3 separate regions of the Homo sapiens genome follow, and regions 1 and 2 are each linked to region 3. Evidence: chromatin contacts called from ENCODE Hi-C or POLR2A ChIA-PET data. All regions are on one chromosome and are shown on one strand. The core of a region is the stretch at or near the end of the contact, and the rest is flanking DNA. Distances in the headings are between cores, read along the strand shown.

Evidence for each region. Hi-C counts contacts between places; a loop is a spot of excess contacts on that map. ChIA-PET counts read pairs that join two places held with the same protein, here RNA polymerase II (POLR2A). Pooled maps may share reads with other maps.
Region 1: a loop to region 3 is called in a pooled map, with 3 times the contacts of the local background. The contact joins the enhancer-like site here to the promoter of LINC01509 in region 3. A Hi-C loop is called at or near these places in 2 of 50 pooled maps. POLR2A ChIA-PET finds 5 or more read pairs at or near these places in 2 of 52 experiments (BJ and HepG2).
Region 2: POLR2A ChIA-PET joins it to region 3 with 15 read pairs in H1. The contact joins the enhancer-like site here to the promoter of LINC01509 in region 3. A Hi-C loop is called at or near these places in 1 of 168 maps with a recorded cell type or tissue (sciatic nerve). POLR2A ChIA-PET finds 5 or more read pairs at or near these places in 1 of 52 experiments (H1).

What each region holds. Positions count from the first base shown.
Region 1 is chr9:108,466,375-108,469,074 of GRCh38, forward strand. No RefSeq gene overlaps it. Among named protein-coding and RNA genes, the nearest start is that of ACTL7B, 390 kb to the right of the region's middle. Within about 2 kb of position 1,422, at least 6 of the 41 ENCODE cell types and tissues checked have a DNase peak (open chromatin) inside an H3K27ac peak, as active enhancers do.
Region 2 is chr9:108,783,719-108,786,418 of GRCh38, forward strand. No RefSeq gene overlaps it. Among named protein-coding and RNA genes, the nearest start is that of ACTL7B, 71 kb to the right of the region's middle. Within about 2 kb of position 1,418, at least 2 of the 41 ENCODE cell types and tissues checked have a DNase peak (open chromatin) inside an H3K27ac peak, as active enhancers do.
Region 3 is chr9:107,465,323-107,468,022 of GRCh38, forward strand. It overlaps LINC01509 (long intergenic non-protein coding RNA 1509), which reads right to left and starts at 1,263. Exons shown (of 8, transcript NR_121581.1): 1 at 1,146-1,263. RefSeq lists a silencer at 350-529 and an enhancer at 1,032-1,531.

The DNA of each region.
Region 1 (2,700 bases), core at 172-2,671, 1.0 Mb after region 3:
CTGGCCTTCCACATCTCTTATCTAATTTGATCCTCATAGTAGTTTCCCATTCTACAGATGATGAGACTGAGTCATAGACCAATTATGTCACTTGATCATAAGCAATGAGGTTAGGACTAAAAACACAGTTCTTCATTGCCTGAAAATGATAATAACTCCAGGAATAGAAAAGTACCATGAAAGTACCCTCAGCTTTAAGCATTACACCAATAAATAAATGATTCGTTTGGCTGACTATATGAGCAAAGGAAGAGTAGCTTCACCAACACTGCCAACAAAAACTGAATAGCACAGCCAGCCTTTTGAACTTGGCCTACTCAGTACCTCAGACAAGGTCTGGGTGTAGGTTTAATAGTTATGGGTTGGTGGTGGAGGTTGATTAGGTTTTTTGGTTTGGTTTGGTTTTGATTTTGTTTTGTGGATTTGATTTTCTTTTCCCTAAAACTGAACTAACAATTATTTGACTAACTGACCAAATGAACTAGCGGTTTTGGCATCAAAAAGACATAACCTAAAAATAGAAAAGGAAACAAAGAAATAGAACAAGAAATAATGGGGTTAAGATGAAAATATAATGGACATTAAAATCAGACAGCAAAAAAGAAACAATAAGGAAATAAAGCACATAGATATTGCCCCTAAAGTAAGTATGTACTCCTAGAAAGCTGAAAAAAAGATAATTTTAAAGCATTTAATCACTTTTATACTTTTTACTTAATTGTTTTTGTTTCTTTGGGGAGGGGAAACAATGATAAAATGGAAAATAAATTTTAAATAATCACCCAAGATGCTGATATAAAATGTATTATTTATTTTATATTTAAACATTTCTAAATGACTTTAGGATGGATTACATATACTTTTTCCAAGTCCTTGATGAAAAGAGTAACTGCTTTGTGATTTATCTTTGTGTAAGTACAGTCTTCCACGTAGCAGATTTGTTTAGAATAAAATTCAGGCTGGTAGCAAATCCTTCCTGGGCTTCCCTGTGGCTCCTAGCACATTTCTCTGTGCAATGTCACAGAAAGAGCCAGACTGGAATAAGCAGCTCTCTCTTCCAAAGAAGCACTTATAAAAGTATATATACAACATGGACCGTCATGACTATCATCAGCCTTCCTACAAAAGATGCAAAACTTCCTTATAGAAAAATCTACCACACATTGAGAGCTTTGTGTTAGTCAGATACAATGCAAAGTCCTGAATATAATTTTTATTTTTATATAACCTTACAACAACCTCTGTGACTAGGTACTCATATTCTCACTTGACAGTGGAGGAAATTGAAACTAAAAGAAGTTCAGTAAGCAGCCTGTGATCAGAGGGCACACAAGTGTTGGAATTGGGATATAAACCCAAGTGTTCCAAGTTCCAAAGCCATTTTGGATGTGGTCACTGCTTTAGAAGCAAAGAGCATGGTCATGCCACTGTCATCTGCAGGCACACCACCAGGGCCAAAGTCCAACAATCCCGGATGTCAGTTTTCACAGAATTGGACTTGATCCTAGGAGAGAGCTTAGTGAGTTCCAAAGAATGGCAGATTGGCATGTACTTCAGAATAGTCATCTACTTTGTAATCACTCTCCCAGCATCATTTTAATGTCACTCCCTTCTCTATTTCTGCCTTTAGTTTTTATACTGAGAGGTTAACCCAAAATATACTGTGTTATCTTGCAGGGAGACAGTGTGGGAAGGCAGTAAGAACGTGCACTCACTCTGTGGAAAGTAATAAGGATAACAACAGTGACTAGCTATGAGGCACTGTCCTGGGGCGTCATTGATGCATTCTCTTCTAATCTTCAGCTATTCCATGGTGTATTTATCATCTCCTCACATAACAGATTAGGAACTTGAGCTCGGAGGAACTTCCGGAGTTTGGCTCCAGGCTCCTTCACTCACTCCCCGAATGACCTTGAGTAGCTTGGTCAAGCTACTCAACCTCCTGAAGCCTCAGTTTATCATCTATACCAAACTCATGGAACTACTGCAAATATATAGAGTAATCTTGACACACAAAGGCTGTTTGTCTTACTCTGTTCAATACATCTTTTCAACATCTAACAGAGTGCCTTAAAGTAGTAGTGAGGTAGGAGACCAGCAGGACTTTTTTTCCTAGTCCAGACAGGATGAAGTGGAAAAAACAGCCAGAACCAGCAGGTGGCGCTGAAAGAGATTGCTAGTTGCCCTCATTGCTCATTAGCATAATATATTCCCACCAGTGCCATGACAGTTTACAAATGCCATGGCAATGACCCGAAAGTTACCTCCTGTTTCCATGACAATGACTTCAAAGTTACTACTCCTCTTCTAGAAAGTTCTGCATAAACGACTCCTTGATTTGCATGTAATTAAAAATTAGTATAAATCCAGCTAGCCAATAGCACGAGTGCTAACTCTGGGCACATGGCCTTGAGTTAGCCATTATCCACAAAAAGCAACTCCAATTCAATAAGACATTGCTGTCTAACACCACTGGCTTGCCCTTTGGTTCTTTCCTGGGCAAGCCAAGAACCCTCCGCAGCTAAGCCCCAGTATTGGAGCTCACTTGCCTGCCTGCATCAGCAAAATTTGGTTATGGTTTAATTTGGTGTTGATATAGAGATTAGTTGATAGAAAGATGGAATGGTGTTGAAAGGATGATATGAAATGAACATCTGTGGATTAAATTCTCAGGAAGCAGGAGAGCCTGTCAGGCCTGTT
Region 2 (2,700 bases), core at 168-2,667, 1.3 Mb after region 3:
AGGAAAAGTGCCTGGTAAGAAACACAGATACAACCAAAACCAGGAGGAGGCCTTTGGGGCATTTACGAGGGGACCCTCCCAGGAATTCCCAGACAGCAAGCAGCAGCAATGTTGCCTCTGCTGCTGAAGAAACGAGTCGCAGCCTTAACTCCGGTGGAAGAAGTGGTCTCTGTGCCCTATCCCTCTCCTGGACCAAAGGAAAATCCACCCCGGACACATACACTGCCTCTCACCCGCCCGCTCTGCTTCTCCCAGCTGACCGTCGTTAGGAAAACAGACGGAAACCAGGAAGAAGTCGTACTGTTCCCAATCCCCAGTTGTCTAATCCAAACAACACAAAATACTGGGGAAGGAGGGGACAAGAGAGCAAGGTTTGGTGGGGGAGAGAGATGCACACAGAAGTGGTTATGGACAGCTGCTTAGGAAAAGGGATCCTTTAACTAACCCTCGAAGGAATAAGCAAAGAATGAAAGGAAAGGGCATTTAAGGAGCACAAAAATGCTAGATGTGGCTGTTACACGTCAAGGCATTCTAACTCATTAGACATCAGAGAAATTCAAGTTAAGAACCACAGTGAGAGGCAAGAAGCCACAAAAGAACATTACTTCCCTTCTATCAACAAGAAAAAAAGCCAGACAATAGACAGTCCTAACTTCCTTTAACCCATCAGAGAGCCGAGATTACAAGGCAATCAGGAGAACTGAATTCCAGAGTGACAAGCCCCTCCATAGAGACAGAATATACATACTCTCCCACCTTTGCCAGAGCCTCTTTGGAGAAAGCGGTGGCTGCATATGAAAGAAGAAGAGCTAACACTGTAACAAGTTCTTTTTTTAAAATTGATACATAATTATTGTTCATATTTCTGGGGTACTTGTGATATTCTGAATACACATATACAACATGATCAAACCAGGGTAATTCGAATACCCATCACCTCAAACAGTTGTCATTTCTTTGTGTTGAGAACATTCAAAATCTTCTCTTCCAGCTATTTTGAAATATACAATAAATTATTCATTATAACAGATCTGAAAAGCCCAGTGTGGGTGGGTGTGACAATTGAGAATCCCCGGGAGCCCAGACACAGGAGATCATACTCCCAGCTCTTTTCCACAACCCCTACCAGGTGCTCAGAAGAAAGACTGGGCCAGGCAGAAGAGCCAAGAGAGCCCTTGCTGGCCCATAGGCATGAAACCCCACCCATTTTCCAGAACTTTTCCTTATAAGAACCCAAAGCCTTAAGGGTAGAAGCAGGCTACCCTCCCACTCCCAAGGCCTAAGCAAAGACCCACTGTCTGGAGAAGGGATAGAAACTAAGCCACCTGCCCCTGGATAAGGGATAGAAACCAGGCCACCTGACCCTGGAGGAGAAGGAGAAAATCTCTCTGCTCTATCATGAGCCTTACACCAAGTAACAAGCCACAGCCATTTCCTGTGGGGGGAGGAGGAGAAACTCCCCCACGACTGGTCTTAGAAAAGGAGCTATTGCTCCATACTCCACCAGAATGGCTAAAATTAGTAAAACTGATGATGCCAAGGATTGGCAAGGACATAGAGCAACAGGAACTCTCGTATGCTTCCGGTAGCAGTTTGAATTTGTGCAACCACTTGGGAAAACTATTTGGCAGTACCTACTAACTAAAGTGAAGCATGTGCATATCCCAGGACCCAGCAATTCCACTTCTAGGTATATATCCAAGTGAAATGAGTACACATGAGGCCCAAAAGACTTACAAAAGAAGATTCGTGGCAGAACTACTTGAAATAGCTCCAAACTGTAAACAACATAATAATCAACAGTATTATGTATAAATTGTATAATTATATTCTCTTCACACAATGTAATAACTACTATACAGCAATGATAATAGACAAACTACTGCTACCTGCAACATGAGTAAATCTAGCCAACATGTTGAACAAAAGAATCCAGTTGAAAAAGAATCCATGAACTCACTTATATGAAGTTCAAAAACAGGCAAAAGTAACATATGATGATGAAAATCAGACAGCAACTATCCTTTGGAGGGTAGTTACTGGAAAGGGGGAGGTGGAGGATTCTAGGGTCTTGGCAATGTCCTACTTCTTGATCTGGCCCACATCGTGAAAATTCATCAAGCTGTACCTTCATTATTTGAGTTTTTTTACTTCAATGTTATACTTCAAATAAAAAGAACAGGTTACTTTAAAGAGAAGTGCATAGTACGATGAGAAACAAATAAGTCAGCCAAGCCAAAGTCATGAGAAGACAAAAGACAGGTAGGGTAGCTAGAATATGGAAGGACCTCTTGAGTCCCAGACCAAGAGGTTTAGCCTTTGTTCCACTGGCAAAAAAGTGCCACCAAAGGCTTTTTAAAAAATAAGTATAGATTCATACGCAGTTGTAAGAAATAATACAGAAAAATCCTTCATCCAGTCTGCCACAATGTTGATATCTTACAGTACAGTATTAGAGCCATAAAATTGTCATTGATGCAAACCACCCACCTTATGCAAATTCTACCAGTTTTACATGCACTCACATGTGTGTGCGTGTTCAGTTCTATGCAATTTTATCACAGGTGTAGATTCCTATGACTGCCACCACAGTCAAGATACAGAATAGTTCCATCTCAGGGATCCCCAGTGCTACCACCCTTTTATAGAACCATTAAACAAAGAGTGGTACATCTAAACATGGAATACTACTCAGCAATA
Region 3 (2,700 bases), core at 13-2,512:
CACTGCAAGACTGGACCCCAGCTGGGTGCTCAGGTTCCTTTTCTACCTCAAAGGAAAGGTAGAAACCATCCCTATCTGCCACAGAGGAGCAGACTCCAGAGAAGCCAAAGCCTAGCCAGCGAGTAATCATAACGATGTCCGTCTTTTAGCGAGTATTTGTCATGTAGCAGACACGTTATTGCACATTCCCACTTAATGGTTACATGACCTTGTCCCGTCTATTTTCACGTTAGCCAAAGGGAAGCCTAGAAGTCCACAGTCCCCGGGAGCTGGAAGCCAGGCAGTGACAGCGCCAGCGTATTCTCCTTGACTTGATTGTAAATTTCACAACTTTGGTAGCTTCAACAGGGAGGAAGAGGAGGGGCGCCGGCTCCCTCCAGCAAAGGCGGCGCGGAGCGGGTAGCCAGGTCCGGAGCCGTCCTGTGCCGGGCCGTCCGGTGGGGGGCACTGCAGACCGCGCGGGCGCTGCGCCCGCCTCTAGCTCCGGGCGCAGAGGGGTGGCCACGCTCTCCTGAGTCCCTCGCGCCCCTAGCCGCGCCTGGGAGAGCGGACTGGCCTCCCAGAGAGGATGCGGGGGAAGCCGCACAGGGGCCCACTGGGACTGGGTAAGGGCGCGGGATGGGATCGGCTCTGGATATGGGTGCCCCCCGAGCCGCGCCCCACCCCGCGAGCGCTCCCATTTGCACCTCCACTTGAGCACGGAGCTTCAAGAACGAGCTATTCTGGGGTGCGGGTTCCGACACTAGGCCCCACACGGATCTGGGGACTGGTTTGGCTACGACCTGGCGGAAGGGGGGAAACCTGGCCTGAGAACGGAAACTGCGGGACGATCCGGCGGCGCACTTAAATCTGGCTCCGCTGCTTCCTCGCCCCGCCCCCGCTGTCACCTTCCTCTGCTTCTGCGCAGCGATTCCACACCCCACTCCACCCCATCCCACCCAGACCGCTCACCCGATTCTGACTTTGAACCCAAAAGCGATCAGGCGTGTTCTGGGCCCGGCCACAGCCAGCGGGCGCTCTGGCCCTCGCAGAAGCCGCCGCAAGCGGGCATCGCTGTCCCCAGGGAGGGGACCCCAGCTAGCACCAGTAGAGGTGCAGTCACCCTTTTTAAGGTTACTCGGAGGGTAGATGCGGCATCCACTGACCTTGATCTTTTCCCACAGTCACCTGGGACCCAGGCATATAATGTGGGCAGTTTAATGAGGTGTAAACGAAGTGCAAATGGCCTAGAAGCCCCTTGAATGTGAAGCAGGATGGAGGCTTTCTTTAGAAGGGGGGTTTTACTCACTCTGGGAATTCTGGTAACAGCAATAGTCTCTGATTGTTAATTGGTCATAATTACTTTGTTAGAAGTCTGTACACCATTCCAAGTTCTAAGGCGACGAGAAAGAATATTTCTGACATTTACAACGGGAGGGAAACAGCATATTACTTTCTCCATTAGGATATACATTAGCATATTGTTGAATTGAATTTTCCGCCTTCACTTTTTAATATATTTCCAATTTCCAACTACTCCCTGGAAAATTTTAAAAAGGGGCAGCAGAAGGATTGGTGATGTGCATGCCACAGATGGAGATGGAAAAACTGCCCAGAACATGTTGACATTTGTAAAAAAGTTAACATCCCCCCACACTTTAAAACTATGATATTAGGAATAGCATAATGGCAAAAGTTACTCGTACAACATCTGTTCCTTCCAATGGGAGGATTTCTTTCCTGCCAAGAATTTATGAATTTTCTATAGGAGCTTGGTTCTGTTCGGGGAAGAGGGAAGGAAGCCAGCCAGAGCAGCCCCTTGGCTTCAGGGAATGCAGGGATGCATTGCTCCTGGCTTTTAGATGGCTCCTGAAGCTGCTGATGGGGCCAAAGTCACCCTTCAGAAGGACTTGGCTGCAAACAAGAAAAATCTCCAACAGCCACCCATGGTTTAAAGTGACTAGGCCGTCACTAAGAAAGGTCAAGGCCATATGGCTTGAGGACAGAGATGAGTTGGTTATAACTCTCATTCGCAGAAGACCTAATCCTTTTTGGAGGGCAAAGGAAAGAGTTTATTATAGGGATAAAACCCAACCAACTCATATCAGTTCATTTCAAATGTTTCATTCATTTTCACATTGACCAGATAAGTGTTTGTTCACTCATCTCAGAAACTTCAATCTCTTCATCTACCATCAATTGTCTTTTACCCTTGCTCAATTGAATCTCTGGTGACTGGAAACTTTTATCTTTCTAAAAAAGCATGATGTGAGTGCTCAAAACAGCCATCTGGGTGAATAGGACGCTAAGTGGATTAGCAGTTGAAACATTAATGATTCACTTTTGACTCAAAGCAAGTTTATCTAAGCAGATTTCCAATGGTCTTCTCTTTTGCAATCAAAAGAACTTTCTGCTCTAGAGAAGCCTCTGTCCAGGAAGGGGGAGATTACCTTTTTGCACTTTAAAGTGGACCATTTTAAGTTCTTGATTTTTGTTGTTGTAGAGACAGGGTCTCACAAATTTGCCCAGGATGGCCTTGAACTCCTAGCCTTAAGTGATCCTCCTGCCTTGGCCTCCCTGGGATCACAGGAGTGAGCCATCATGCTTGGCTTTTTTTTTTTTTTTAAGACAGAGTCTCTCTGTCACCCAGGTTGGAGTGCAGTGGTGTGATTTCAGCTCATTTCAATGCCCCCACCCCCGACACCCCTACCCTGACCCCAC